Linked DNA regions of Homo sapiens: region 1 is linked to region 2. The links are chromatin loops, found by intact Hi-C in ENCODE. Cell type or tissue: chondrocyte. All regions are shown on one strand. Region 1 has its middle 18 kb from the start of EIF1B. Region 2 holds the start of LOC124906231 (a long non-coding RNA gene).

Region 1 (8,000 bases), 1.8 Mb before region 2:
CCCAATCTCATCTTTATACCAACGCTATAAACTACCTAGCCCAACTATGTCACTCAACCTGGCTCCTAAAATCCCAGCCTGAGCCAGAGTCCTTCTCCCCAAATGCCTGAGGGCAGAGCAGCTCCACGATAAAACCCAAGTAAGCTCCCCGGGTGTTTGCAGTCTCACAATGATTGGGTTTTCCTCTGCTAGGAAAAGAGAGAGAATTTAAAAATATGTAAACGTAAACAACATTTATTTTGAAAATGTTTTCTTTTTCTTGTTTTTCTTGCTATGGGTTTCTATTAAATCTAAATTAGTATAAGAATCCTAGAAGAAAGCCTAGGAAATACCACGCTGGACATGGGCCTTAGGAAAGAATTTATGACAAAGTCCTCAAAAGCAATTGCAACAACAAAAAAAATTGACAAATGAGAGGTAAAGAGCTTCTGCACAGCAGAGGAAACTGTTAGCAGAGTAAACAGACAAGACAACCTACAGAATGGAAGAAAATATTTGCAAACTATGCACCCAGCAAAGGTCTAATATCCAGAATCTATAAGAAACTTAAATAATTAAACACGCAAAAAACAACAACAACAAAGAACTGCATTAAAAAATGGGCAAAAGACATGAGAAGACACTTTTCAAAAGAAGACATACAAGTGGCCAACAAACATGACAAAATGCTCAACGTCACTAATCATAAGAGAAATGCAAATCAAAACCACAATGAGATACCATCCCACCGCAGTCACAATGGCCATTATTAAAAAGTCAAAAAACAGCAGATGTTGGTGAGGCTGTGGAGAAACGGGAACACTTATAATACTGTTGGTGGGAATGTAAATTAGTTTAACTACTGTGGAAAGCAGTTTGGAGATTTAAAACAGAACTACCATTTGACTCAGCAATCCCATTACTGTATGTTCATTCAAAAGCAAGCAAATCATTCTACCGAAAAGACACATACACTCACATGTTCACTGCAGCACTATTCACAATAGCAAAGTCATGGAATCAACCTAGGTGCCCATCAACAGTGGATTGGATAAAGAAAATGTGGCATATATACACCATGGAATACTATGGAGCCATATAAAAGAATGAAATCATGTCCTTTGCAACAACATGGATGCAGCTGGAGGCCATTATCCTAAGAAAATTAAAGCAGGAACAGAAAACCAAATACCACATGTTCTCACTTATAAGTGGGAGCTAAACATCAGGTACTCATGGCATAACGATGGCAGCAATAGACACTGGGGACTACTAGAGTAGGGAGGAAGGGAGAAGGGCAAGGGTCAAAAAACTAACTGTTGGGTACTGTGCTCAGCACCTGAGTGACAGAATTATTTGTACCCCAAACTTCAGCATCACACAGTATACCCAGGTCACAAACCTGCACTTGTACCCCCTGAATCCAAAATAAAAGTTGAATAGGAAAAAATAAAATAAAATAAAGTTCTGTAATGATACTTTAACACAAACTTTTTCTGTAAATATTAATAGTAAATATTTTAGGCTCACAGGTTGTATGATCTCTGCTGCAAATACTCAACTCTGCCATTGAAGCAAGAAACTGCCATAGAGTATATAAATGAATGAATGTGGCTGTGTTCCAATAAAACTTTATTTATAGACACTAAAATTGCAATTTTATATAATTTTCAGATGTCACAAAATACTATTCACCTTTTGATTTTTTTTCACTAACCATTTTTAAATGGGGGATAATTCCTTTCTTAACTATAGTTAACTATACTTTTTGGACCACATGAAAACAATAGGTAGGACAGAATTTAGTCTGAGATCCACAGTTTTCTGACCCTGGATTTAATGTGACACAGGAATCATGGCACTTGAAGGAACCACACACTGAACCAAGAACTTTTGATTAAGCAGCTCATTCCAATTAAAATAGTATTTGCAGCACCACAGTTGGCCTCAGGTTTTAACCTGAAGCCCCTAAAAGTAGGTTAGCCCAGTAACAGTGGATAAAAGCCTATTTAGAGAGACATTTCCAAAGCATGCCAGAGAGAGACCTGAGTTAGAGGCCACTTGGCCTTAAGGTCCTTGGATATTTTCCCCAGGTGGTCAGGGCCATGTTAGTACCTGTGTCCGAGGACCGAAATTGCCTCCATGGATTCCAGAGTTGCAACACACATCCTTGTTCAATTTAGAGAGGGAGAGAAAAAAATAAAACATCATTCAGAATTGCCTTTTTGACACAGGCAGTGTTGGTGTCATGAGGACTTTTTGCTAAAAGGCCTAGATTCTGTCCTGGCTCTGCTGTCAGCTCCTGTGACCAGGAGACGCTCTAAGCCCTGACTGCCCAGTCAAAATCCTGGTGCTGTTGATTTCTAGCTGTGCCATATTAGAAATCAAAAAGCCTCAGTTTGTTGATTTCTAACAAACTGAGAGATACCTCCATTTCCATATATATAAAGTGGAGATATATCTCCCAAGCCTCTGTTTCCATACCTATAAAGTGGAGATGATGATGATAGCCTCAGGGACTCATTGTGGGGATTTTATTGCATAGTGCTTTGCACATAATATGCATTTAACAAATGTTAGCTTTTCATTATTACATATCAAGGGAGAAAACATTGGTCATGCTATCTTTATGGAAATCAAAGAGGAAAGGATATGAAAATGTGAAAGGGTGAGATCTAATGTGGAATTTCAATCGTCTTTTTACAAGCAGAGCTGTGGAACCCTGGGACTAACCCTTTGTAGTTATAGCTCCATTTTTTTTTTTTTGGCAACTTTTCTCTTTTTTTTTTTCTTGATCAGTGTTGCCAGAGGCTTATCAGTTTTTATTCTTTCATCTTTTCAAAAAACCAACCTCTAGCTTTAGTGATTCTTCCTATTACATGCTTATTTTCTGTTTTATTAGTTTCTTCCCTTATGAGTTTTCTTCCTCCTACTTTCTTTGCATATTCTTTTTGTAACTTCTCAATTTAGTTGCTTAGCCCATTAACTTTTAACTTCTTTTCGAATGTAAGCACGTAAGGATGTAAATTTCCCTTGCGCAGCCTGCAGATTTTGATATTTAGTATTTTTGTTAACATTCACGTGCAAACATTTTCTTTTCTTTCTTTCTTTCTTTTTTTTTAGACGGAGTCCCGCTCTGTCGCTCAGGCTGGAGTGCAGTGGAGCGATCTCAGCTCACTGCAAGCTCCGCCTGCCGGGTTCACGCCATTTTCCTGCCTCTGCTTCCCGAGTAGCTGGGACTACAGGCGCCCGCCACCACGCCCGGCTAATTTTTTGTATTTTTAGTAGAGACAGGGTTTCACCGTGTTAGCCAGGACGGTCTCGATCTCCTGACCTCATGATCCGCCCGCCTCGGCCTCCCAAAGTGCTGGGATTACAGGCGTGAGCCACCGCGTCCGGCCTACATACAACCATTTTCTAATGCCTGTTTAATAAGGTGTCCTCCACTCCTTGGGGAGCTCTGTGGTCTATCGCCCTGCTCAAAGCCTTCAGAAATACGCAGTGCTGTTGGCATCCTCCTCAACCTTGTTCGTTTTCACTACTTGTGGCAAAACTAATTCAAATATTACATGTGGATATAATTAGGTGTTAACTGATTTCCTTGAAGACAGCATTAACTTTCCACTTTCTCATTATCTTGGGTGTTTCTATGCCTCACAGTGTGGCAGGGATATTTTTACTCTGCTTTAGTTAACCGCAAATCCACAGGTGTGTTTTGTACTTTCACTAGTTGAAAACTGGTAGATGCAGTACTCACACATGGCCAAGAGATGGTGCTATTGACCCATTTAGGTCCAGCCTTTATGTTTTGTATGCTGTAGTCATCTAATTTGCTTGCTTGTCTTTGAGTTTGTTTCAGAGAAAAGGTCCAACATCAGAAGAGTTGAGAGGTTATATGATACTGGCTAAACTCTTAGATCCTCTAGGCACTCAAGAAAAAAACATAACAAATAAAAACTCTGGTTTTAAAGATGCAGAGAAATGTCTGGCAATGCACCCTCAGGGGACCTCTCATTCCAGAAGTCTAGAAACCTCCCAGAAGGAAGAAGCACTTGCTTTCCTGTGTCCCTATGTTTGCGAAAGCTACTCAGCCATTCCCTGGAGAGGTTTCTCTTGGTGCAGTCTCTCAGCTGACGTTTTGGATCACAAATGAGCAGTCCGCACATAACTCAATTTCAAGAGTTAAAAATCTTAGCCTTTAGTTGGGAACAATTTTCCAACAAACAGGATGTGGAAGTGATGTTATCTGAGGGAAGACATGGTGCCTCTGAGCTGTTAGACCTTTCCAAACTACACATATGCCTGGCCTGTGTTCACAAGTATACACACACACACACACACACCCGCCCCCCCCCCACACACACACTCATTCCCCTTCTCTCTCTCAAGTGACCTGATCTCCAATCCCTCTGCAGCCTCCTGAGGGCTTCTTATTCTTTAATATGAATGAGAGTCACCAGGCAAGTTTATTAAAATGCAGATTCCAACTCAGGAGGCCTGGAGTGGCCCAAGGCTCTGCATTTTTAACAAGCTCCCAGGGGATACCGGCCATCTGGGTTTGCAGGCCACATTCTGAGGAGTAGAGGTTCGTGGCAGTGCAGAGTGGCATAATGACAGGCATCAATGTGGTTGATTCAGAGATGCCCCAGTGTTACCGGATCAAACCCAGGGTCGGGCTGCTTATTCTCAAGGCCCAGTAATGAGATGCAGATGAACTGGGAGAGAAGAGAATTTATTTCTGTAACCGGGTAGGCAGACCAACTTAAAATTACAAAGCTTTCCATTGTTTATATACCTTCTAAGCTATATGTCTATGTGTAAGTGCATTCATCTAAAGACATAAGTGGTTAACTTCTCCTAATATAACTAAGGTCTGAGTTTTGAAGACCTTTCTCTGGAGCCTCAGTAAATTTACTTAATCTAGATGGCTCCAGGTGCCGGAGTGATTACCCTTATCTCGTCTCCTGCTAAATCATGGAGGTTTGAGGAGTTCCTTTAGACCATCCTCCCCACCCCCCTGCCCAGTAAAACTTGTTTGTGGAGGTCTGGGGAGTTTCTTCAGACCCCCAATAAAACTTGTTTAATCCTACATGGGTCCTGTTAAGAATTCCTTCGTTATCGTGTCAGGCTTCAAGGCCCAGGAAAGGCCTAGGCAAAACTCTTGGTGGGCTTTGTTACATTCCAGCCTTTGCATAAGGAGACTGGCTCTATTAGCTTTTAATATTTAACCTAACCACTCAGTCAGTGCCGCAACAGTTGTCATGGAGGCTTGCCTGTTCAGCTGTTAGTGAGACCTGGCCTGCCATGCCAGGACTCAGAATCAGAAGCCCTGGATTCAGATTCGGGCTCTACCACTTTCCAGCTTTATGGCCTGATCAAGCCAAAGCCAGCCAGTCTCTCACAGCCTCAGTTTTCTCAGCAGCAACTTAAGGATAATTGTGCCTCGGATCAGAATGACTATTCTCGGCACAAAATGAGATGATGTGTATGGCATCAAATTCAATGCCTTGCCATAGAAAGTGCTTGGTTATGCTTTTTAGGAAATGTGAGACTTACGCATAAAATGGCAATGTGAATACTGGAGTTGAACACCTGGAGCTACTTCTAGTGCCTCATGGAAATGACCTATGGAATCATTTTCTAAACTTCCTTGATCATTAAAATTACCAGGACACTGTGAAAAACACAAACTCTTAAGACCTGTCATCTCCCAGATCCTGAACTCGAATCTCTGTGGAGGAGAGGGGCTTACATTTCTAACAAGTGCTCAGAAGGATTCGTGAGATCAGGCATGTTTGAAACACTAGCCTACAGAATATAAAAATATGGAAAAACCTGCCTTCATTCTGGAAACTAGAAAAAGGTACCCTGTATCTGTCTGAAACAGCAGCATTTTTCTGTTATCTATCATAAGGATGGGGCCAAAGGCAGCCTAGAAAGACAGCTCCAACACTCTAGTGAAAGATGGAAGTAGGAGAAAGTGGGGAAGACCAGTCACCAAACAGACCCCTACAAAGCCCTTGACTCAGAGGGCTGCAGGCAGGCCTGGAGGGGCCTCCAGGCTTCCATCCAAGGGGTATCTGCACTCCTGGAAGGCAGGGAGTGGGGCTTCCTGCTTGGCAACAGGGGAAACCACATGCACTGAAACCCTCATCTGGGGTCTGCTTCTCCTGGGAGGATGAATATAGGGAGGAAAATCAGCAGGATCACGAAGACATTACAATGTTGTGCACACCAAAATTTAACATAAGAATTCCCTTCCCTCTAGCAATTCACTTCTGGGAATTTATGACAAGTAAACAATCAAGCCGTGGGACAAAATTGAATGCATTCAGATGTTCAATGCACTATTGTTTATAACACTGAAAATTTTGAAACAACAGGAGAATGGTTAAATCAATGAGAACTGAAAAGGATTTAGGCAGGCAAAGAGTGGGAGGTGGCAAGCTTCAGAAGGAGGGCTTGGCAAACGCAAAGTCTTCCCGTGAGAAAGCAGTGGACCTGAGTGATTGGAGCACAGGATGGGGACATAGGTTGGCATGAGAGGAGTGAAGCTGAGAAGCAAGCCAATTAGACAGGGCCTCACAGACCATGGCAAGATGCATGAATGCTATCTGAGGGCATTGATGAGTTCCAAGCATGGGAGCAGAACAATTGGATTTATTCTAAGAAGCTGATTATGGCTGTTAGTCAGAGAGAGGAACGTACAGAAAGCAAGAGCAGAGGCGAAAAGGCCAATGAGAGGCTACTACACGTGGAATGATGGTGGTAAAGAGGCAGAGAAGTGGGTGGACAAGAGACTCGCTTGGAGATAGAATTAACAGGACTTGCTGTTGTGTTGGCCATAAGTGGCAAGGAAAAGATGACTTCCAGGATTTTATCTTTGGAAATTGGGTGGCTGGGAGTGACATTATTAAAATGAGGGAGGCTGGGGTAGAAAGACAGGATTGAGGAGTGGAAACAAGAATTCCATTTTGAACATGTTGAATTTTTTTTTTTTTAATAGAGACAGGGTCTCACTATGTTGCCCAACTGGTCTTAAAATCCTGGGCTCAAATGTTCCTCCCACCTCAACCTCCCAAAGTGCTGGGATTACAGGTGTGAGACATCACACCTACCCTGAACATGTTAAGTTTTAAATGCCTAAGAGACATCCAATCAGAGATGTCAAGCAACTAGTTGGATTTGTAAGTCTGGAGCTCAGAGAAGACATAAATTCAGGAGGTATCAGCCCATAGAATATTTTTAAAGCCATGAATGAATGAGTTTCTTTAGGAATGTATAAAGAGGGCCCAGAAGAAATCCATATGGAACACTAAAAACGCTAGTTTTGAAGAAGTATATCTGGTGTGACATCATTTTGGTTAAAAAACAAAGCCCCAAAATTCCATCATAACATAAACGCAGAAGATATCTGCATAAATAAATATTCATCTAACGGTTTATGGGGGTTATCTCTGGATAGTTGGGAGCAAAACGCTCATTGACACCCATGAAAGTCAGGTCTATGCCCAAGAACCTTTTTGCACCTGGTCTTTCCCAAATGGCTGCTTAAGGGACCCAGGAGGAGGAGCCTGGAAGTTATGGTGCCCGATTTGATGATGAACCTAGGAGAAGCCACTCTGCATTTGTTACCCAAGGGAATAGGAGGAATGGGAGGGCTTTCATTTTCTCAGTTGTATATTTCTGTCAACATTAAAACTTTTATAAAGAACATCATTATTACTTTTGTAGATAGAGAAAAACAATAAATAAAATTATTTTAAATGGTGGCATCCATTGTTGGTGAAGCCACTGTACAGTGGAAACGCACATCTCTTTGGAGAAAATGTGAATTGGTATGACTTTCTGAAATGACATTTGAATGAATTTGAATGAATTTCATGCAAATGAAATTTTATGTCAAGCTCCTTAAAATGTTCATATCTTTTCACATTCAGGCACCTATGCTAGGGAAATAATCAGAGATGGGTGTTAGGAACCATGGAAAGATTTCAGTAGTTTTAAGATAACAATTTGGC
Region 2 (8,000 bases):
AGTTTTTATGCACATATTCATTTTCTAAAAAACACAGATGGGACCATATCCTATTCCTTGATCTGCATTGTAAGATGATTAACCATATTACTTAAAATGAATTCACATACTATTACCTTATTCTTTAAAATAGCGACATGATATCCCATTGTTTGGCTTTATCATCGTCATCATCATCATCATCATCATCATCATCAGTCATTTAATTAAACCAGGCTGTGGTCTGAATATTTGTCTCCCCAAAATGAGTATGTTGAAACCTAATCAGCAGTGCAATGGTATCAGGTGGTGGAGCCTCTGGGAGGTGGTTAGGTCACAGGGGCAGAGCCCTGATGAGTGGATTAGTGGCCTTATAAAAGAGGTTTTGGAGAGCTAGCTAGCCTGTTCTACCCTGTGAGGACAGAGTGAGAAGGTGCCATCCGTGAACCAGGAACCAAGCCCTTACCAGACATTTGGTGGTGCCTTTATCTTGGACTTGTCAGTCCCCAAAGCTGGGAGAAATAAATGTTTGTTGTTGACAAGCCACCAGTTTATGGTATTTTGCTCTAGCAGCCTGAACAGGCTAGGAAAACTCAGCAGCTCTCAGTCCTGGAATACCTAATATTTCTTTTTAGAAGAAGCATTTTGTAATTCATTTTTTTGTTACCCTTAAATGAAATTCATAGATAACGAATCCTCTTAAAAACATAATTTTATTTATTTTATTTCTATCTTTTTTTGAGATGGAGTCTTGCTCTGTTGCTCAGGCTGGAGTGTAGTAGTGTGATCTCAGCTCACTGCAACCTCTGCCTCCCGGGTTCAAGTGATTCTCCTGCCTCAGCCTCCTGAGTAGCTGGGACTATAGATGTGTGCCACTACACTCGGCTAGTTTTTTGTGTTTTTAGTAGAGATGGGGATTCGCCATGTTGGCCAGGCTGGTCTCGAACTCGTGTCCTCAAGTGATCTGCCCGCCTCGACCTCCCAAAGTGCTGGGATTACAGGCGTGAGCCACCGCGCATGGCCAAACACATAATTTTAAAAGAATCAGTATAATGCCTTACCGTACTATAAAGGAGAAACTAAAGAAAAATGACATAGCTTGTATTTCAAATGTCGCTGAGGGGACGTGGCCTCATTAGAACACATAATGAGCAATTAGGCCCTGCCCCTGCAGGTAGAATTGCTGTGAAGGGGGCAGCCACAAAGGCAGTGAAGCATGCTGGCTACTCAAGGGTCCAAGACAGAACCACTGCAGCAGCCCCCATTGATGGGTGCTGTAAGTTGTTTTCAGTTCTTGCATTTTAAATGGTGCCTCAAGCACCATTCCTACTCACTCTTAGAAGCATTGGCTTAAACAGTGTGCAACAAGAAAAATGCATACAGTTTAAAGAATACACTTTGAGGTTTTCCACCTTCATCTTATTCCCAGACCTCTGCCTTTCCTCCCAAGGGAATGACTGTTGCTTATCTTTCCAAAAATGTTCTGTGCATGCGTTTGTATGGTATGTATGTCCCCTCCCCTGCTTTGAAAGCTTTCTACACACGGGAACATATACTAAACATATTGTTGCCTTTTCTCCTCAGTAATCTATATTGGAGACCTTTCCACTTAGCATACATCCATCATATTCTTTTTGCTGGCTGCCTATTTTTCATTGTCTATAAATCCCACGATTGATTTAATTAATTCCCTATTGTAAGACAAGTAGATTGTTTCCAGTATTCTGCAAATACCACTGGGTTGGGGATAGCCATGTTCCCACATATTTAAACAAATAAGTAATGAATGTACTTGTGTGAATTCCTAGGCTGGGGACTGTAATTTGATGGAGTGAGTCATAGAGGTTGTATATGGTGTGTGTTCAGACGATGTGGGAGAAGTGTGTGGGCGCTCACTGTCTGCACCCCTGGTATGAGCACATTTGCTCTTTGCCAGCTGAGGTGTATAAACGGCAGCAGCCCCTGATCTTGATTTACGTTCCTCAGTGTGTAGAGGCTGAGCATTTTCGGTATTTCCTGGAGGAATTTTTATTGTCTTTTCTGTGATCTGAGATAAATGCTTAACAGTTTCTACTTTTAGCTCATGGAGTGATTGCCTCCAAAATTCTAATTACTATTTATATCCTATTTTTATACTTTCCTTTCCATCCCTCATGTAGCACATCACTGCCTGGTAGGCTTGGATTTCGAATTCTGGATTTTGAATACCATGCGGCACCTGCTGGGCGTACCTGAACTTTATATCAAGGACTCACCACACAGTTTATGATTTGAGTTTTTAAATTTCCCAGACATCTGCCTTAGAAAACAGACCAAACACATACTGATAGGTTGGTCCATCAGAGTGTGCTCTGGGAAGGGTTGTGGAGGTCTCACCTTGTAAACTGCTGTGATACTGACAACTATGTGAACACCAGGGTCCAGTGATGTTTCTATTTCCGGAGGAGTATCTTGGAGGACCTTTAAGTTTTCCTTTCCTCCCTTCGTTTCATTTTTTTTCTTCTCACCCTCTTCTCTCCTCCATCTCTCCTTACCCACTTTCTGTCTGTTTCCTCTCCCCTCCCCTCCTCCTCACCCTGATATCTGTCCTTCCCCTTGCTGTCTCCTTTCTTCTCTTCCTCCATCCCCACTCCCCTCCTTTCTCTGCTTCTCTCCACCTCCTCTTCCTTGAAGAAACAATGGCTTTCTTTTTTTTTCTTTTTAATAATTATACAGCTGAGGTGGATCTAGGTTGGTGACGCCTTTAGAAGCTTTGCAGCATTCAGTAGAGCTTCTTAAGTACAGGCAGCAGGCACTTCACGGGTCGTACTGGGTTAATGTTCTTTTGTGCTTTTCCAGCACATGGAGGAAGGGAGGTTGGGCCTGTGGTCAACTGACCCTTTCCCAGTTGAGTCTGCAGGTTGTGAGTGTGCAGTAAGTCTTTTGAATTATTAGCTGGAGTTAAATGGGAAGGAAGAGGTGAGGATATCAATAACGTGAAGCAGGAAGGCTGAAGACCGTGAGTTCTGTGGAGGGAACCTGACCTGCGGGAGAGAGGGAGGGAGAAAGAGAACAGAGAGCTCCAGCCAGCTCACCCTTTGGGGTGACTGGAAGCTGCCTAGAAGGTGGTTTTGCCCTAATTTACAAATTTACTGCCCTTTTGAGGCCTTATCTGGTCCAGGCTCACTTCCTACTCTGCTACCTTCTATCATGGTGTTGGAAAAGAAGGAGCGCCTAGCAGGGTGGGCCTTTTGAGCATGGGAGTCCACAGTGTACCCCTTGGAGCCCAGTTGCAGGGAGAGCAAGATGGACAGGTGGTTTCATCCAGAATTGGGTTTTGCTGTATGGGTGCCGTGAAAGTCCCACGAGAGTGAGGGAGGCCGAGCCTTAGGCACCAGCGTTGCTGGAGCCAAAGGGCTGGGGGATTCCAGCTGGACAGGAAGTGGGCGGTAGAGGCCATGCAGAGGAATTGAGGGGCTGGGGGTCTCCATGGAATAGCGGGGATAACTGAGGGAGAGCTGTGGGGGAAGGGGGTTGCAGTCAGGGAGGGGGTATCTAAATTCCAGATTTCAGAGGTGGCCCGGGTGTGGCTGGCAGAAGTGGCATGTGATAGGAGGGCCGTGGAGGTCCCAGACTTGAGAGCTGGGGAGTCAGGTGGTGTCAGGTGTAGGGGTGGCAGTGGCAGCCTGGATGAGTGGCTGCACTCGGTGGAGAGGACGGCCGCCAACCTCTACCGGGGCGGAGTTGCTGATGGGTGGACGAGTGGGCATAGGCGGGGGTAACCCAGCTGGATGGCCTGAGTCTCAAGCGAGCAAGGATTTTTAAAGGCAAATGGGAGGAAATGAGAGGGGGAGGTGGCCCAAGGAGCCAGAGGATGCTGGCACCAACTCCAGACCTGAGTGCGGCAGCTCAGAGCAAGACCCTAATCTTGACCTTCCAGGAGGTTTAAACCCTAGTTTGATTTTGACCTAGATGATGGAACGTTTGCGTGGTACGAACTGAACCTTCTTAGTGGGAGAGATGGAAATGGTTGGAAAGACGATGGTGAGCTAAGCCTGTGGGCAGGGGCCCCTCCTTCAAACCCCAGCCACGCAGAGAGGGAGAGTCATGCTGAGGGGCTCTGACGTTCTTCTCTTAGTAGGAATTCTGTTCACTTTCCCAAACCAACATGTTCGGTTTCAGCTTATCTCATAAATATAATTATGCTCTTTTGTTCAGCTTTGAAAAATCCTGACCGTAGACCATTCAGGTTGTCATACCTTCAGGTTTGAACTCATTGCCCAGTGCTATTTTAACTGTTGTTTCTCCCTATTTATGTGAGTAGAAATGAGAAGGGGCAAAGCTGACTTTGTGACAGGGCCTGGAAGTTTTCTGTGCCCAGTGTCTCTTCCTTTGCCTTTAATTTGAATTCAGGCTGCCTGGGATGTGTGGTAAAGAATGGGCCTGTCCAGGTGAGGATGCAGCACCATCTAGTGGGCCAGAGATGCACTAGCAACAGGAGACAGGTTTTTGCAACTTTTGGAATGGATTGAAGGAAAGGGGAGTTAATCGTAGGCAGAGACTGCCAGGGTTAGGACCAGTGGCTCACACCTGTAATTCCAGCACTTTGGGAGGCCGAGGCAGGAGAATCGCTTCAGCCAAGGAATTTGAAGCCAGCCACTATGAAGGCAACATAGTGAGACTCCCATCTCTACAAAAAATACAAAGCTTAGCCAGTGTGGTGGTGCATGCCCTGTAGTCCCAGCTACTTGGGAGGCTGAGGTGGGAGGATCACTTGAGCCCAGGGTGTAGAGGCCACAGTGCGCCATGATTGTGCCACTGCACTCCAGCCTGGATGACAGAGCAAGAGACCTTGTCTTTCTTAAATAAAAAAATGGTGACAGGTGAGGCAGGTAACTTAGTTGTGTAGAAGAAAAGAAATCTTCTCCCATCTCATCTTTTCTCCTGCCTTGTTCCATCTACCTTTATTCTCTTCCCATCCACTCTGTTTACTGGAACTAATTCCAGAAGTAGTTTTTGTAAGGGACGGTGTCATTATAGCCAAGTGTGGCCATGTTTTTCTTGTGTAGACTCATGTAAGGAGATTCTGATGGGGGTGTAATTTCATTCCCATGTAGTGAACTTTATTCGAGCTGTCAGTGATTGTACTTTACAAGACTTTATTTATTTATTTTGAGACAGAGTTTTGTTCTTGTTGCCCAGGCTGGAGTGCAATGGCACAGTCTCGGTTCACTGCAACCTCTGTCTACTGGGTTCAAGTGATTCTCCTGCCTCAGCCTCCCCAGTAGCTGGGATTACAGGCACCTGCCACCACACCTGGCTAATTTTTTTGTATATTTAGTAGAGACAGGGTTTCACCATATTGGCCAGGCTGTCTCGAACTCCTGACCTCAGGTGATCCACCCGCCTCAGCCTCCCAAAGTGCTGGGATTACAGGCGTGAGCCACCACGCCTGGCCAACTTTACAGGACTTTAAATTAGCTGTGTGTTAGTCAAGTGTTGCTGTAGGAGTGCTAACAGCCTCCAAATCCTAGTGGTTCCTACAACATTTATTTCTTGCTCACAGACATGGGTCATCTGAGGATTGGCTTTGTTTGTCTCTTATTTGGGGATTTGGGCCACAAAGTTGGGACCTACCTAAGGACATGTTCTCCTCTGGGCAGAGGACAAGAGCTCAAGAGGACAGACCCAACCACGCCACACAGGCATGCTTAGAGCCTCCCACTGGACATGGAGTTATGCCGGCCACAGCGAATCATGTGGCCCAGCCTGAAGTCACAGAGTTGTGAAATATTTTGCCCATATTGGGCAAATAGTGAACCATAGCAAGAGTGATTCAGGAAGGATGCAGGAAGAATTGTGGACAAAGTGAACAGCTTAGAGTTTAGAATATTCTTAGGTGACAGGAGTGGCACTGAATGGCCGAGGTACATTAGTTGCTTTCAGGAAAGCCTCGTGGTGCCAGTCACCTCTGAATTATTGGCTTCTTCTATTAGCCCTGCTTGAGGAGGGGAAGGACATGACTCTTACGGCCTAGAGCAGGAGTTGGCAAACTCCTGTAAAGGGCCAGAGAGTAAATCTTTTAGGTTTGCAGGTCAGAAGGTCTCTGTCTCAACTGCTTGTCTCTGCTGTTGCAGCACATGAAGCAGCCATAGACATTCCCTAGAGGAATGGGTGTGGCTGTGTTTGGGAAACACTTTTCTTTATGAAAATAACAGAGGGCTGGGTTTCCCCTTAAGCCATAGTTTGCAGACTCCTGGCCTAGACCTTCAAGGAATGACCTCTGTCATGACACCAACTTAAGAGAGAACCACCTCTTTTTAGTTGGGAAGCCAAATAGTATTCAAAGAGCTGTTGGTGAGTCCAGCAATCCTCCACCTATTTACTCCGCGTTATTAAGCTGTAAACAGTCGTTTCAGGTCATTGAAAATCCCGGCAACCAAAGCTTATTGTTCTTAAGTATGAAATATCACGTACTTATTTATTTATTTTTTGAGATGGAGTCTCACTCTATCACCTAGGCTGGAGTGTAGTGATGCCATCTCAGCTCACTGCAACTTCCGCCTCCCAGGTTCAAGCGATTCTCCTGCCTCACCCTCCCGAGTAGCTGGGATTACAGGCGCACACCACCATGCCTGGCTAATTTTTGTATTTTTAGTAGAGACGGGGTTTTGCCATGTTGGCCAGGCTGGTCTCGAACTCCTGACCTCCAGTGATCCGCCTGCCTTGGCCTCCCAGGGTGCTGGGATTATAGGCGTAAGCCACCGCGCCCAGCCAAAATCTCATTTTACCTACCTTACCCTATCTTCAGAAGAAATGTCTGTTAAAGGTATTAGAAGCTTCTTTTACCTTGGGTTTTCCAAACAGTTGATGTGGAAGGCAATTTAATCTTTCTCATGGATTCAGAGTTATCTTTTGTGATATCTTCTGTTTTCCAGAGATTTGCTGATGTGTTAAGGGTATGGTACTGATGCTGGATGTTTTGCTCATTAGCCCAGCAAGGTCAAGGTTCTTGTCTCATGACCAGGGAGAAGTAGGCACACGGACACTCAGAGAGAGGCGTCCTGAAAGCAGGTTGCTGGTTCTCCCTTCACAGTTGAATACAAGGGCTTCTCTGTCTGCTGATGGGGCTGTGTTCCCTATTTGTATAAGGTGTGAGTTTCTGGCGGCTCTACCCTGACCTTCCAGTGTGCATGCGGGCCCCTAGTCTGAGCCATTCCACATTGATTTATTTCCCTTACTGCGCATGTGTTAAGGGACTGAATTTTTCACTGCTGGCATGTTTAGGCAAGCCTCCTGTGCACAATGACCTTGGCAGCTCGAAAGTTCTCCAGGGACCCTCCCCTGTCTGCCTAGGAAGAGTTCTCTGCTTCCTGCCTCTATCAGTACGTGTGCTCAGCAGGACTTACTTTCACATTTCTTGTGGTTACGTTTTTTCTTGTAACAGCTTCATTGAGATATAATTCATGCTTCATACAGTTCATCCATATAAAGTGTATAATTTAGTGGTTTTTAGTATGTTCGTGGGGTTGTGCAATTATCACCAGTTCAGTTGGTGAATCTGTTCAATTTCAGAACATTTTCATTCACCCCCCGAAAAGCTCCTTTCCCTTTAGCAATCATCCCTCAGTCTCCTCGCATCTCCCACAGTGTGGCTGCATTCTTTTTTTTCTTTTGAGATGAAGTCTCCCTCTGTCCCCCAGGCTGAAGTGCGGTGGCGTGATCTTGGCTCACTGCAATCTCTGCCTCCCAGGTTCAAGAGATTCTCCTGCCTCAGCCTCCTGAGTAGCTGGGATTACAGGCGTGTGCCACCACACTCAGCTAATTTTTGTATTTTTTTTTCTTAGTAGAGACAGGGTTTTGCTGGGTTGGCCAGGCTGGTCTCAAACTGCTGACCTCAAGTGATCTGCTTGCCTCAGTCTCCCAAAGTGCTGGGATTACAGGCATGAGCCACTATGCCTGGCCATGCGTTCTTAATACGCTTTCAAAGATTTCTACTGTCATTGTTCTTGATTCCGACAGGCTTGCCCCTAACCTTGGAG

What was found. Peaks named below come from ENCODE experiments on the same cell type or tissue, not always from the same donor. Only the 100,000 strongest peaks of a DNase experiment are listed, where the experiment ranks them.
Region 1: a loop joins it to region 2, with 4 times the contacts of the local background. A loop is called at or near these places in 9 of 110 quality-filtered maps.

The regions. Positions count from the first base shown.
Region 1 is chr3:40,324,056-40,332,055 of GRCh38, forward strand. No RefSeq gene overlaps it. Among named protein-coding and RNA genes, the nearest start is that of EIF1B, 18 kb to the left of the region's middle. In chondrocyte, a CTCF peak has its summit at 3,740 (motif pointing right); no DNase peak of the experiment used is centred here.
Region 2 is chr3:42,095,552-42,103,551 of GRCh38, forward strand. All of the region lies in intron 1 of TRAK1 (trafficking kinesin protein 1), which reads left to right. It overlaps LOC124906231 (a long non-coding RNA gene), which reads left to right and starts at 7,860. Exons shown (of 2, transcript XR_007095889.1): 1 at 7,860-8,000. RefSeq lists an enhancer at 2,565-3,387. In chondrocyte, CTCF peaks have their summits at 2,232, 4,428 (motif pointing left) and 4,670; a DNase peak (open chromatin) is centred at 3,677.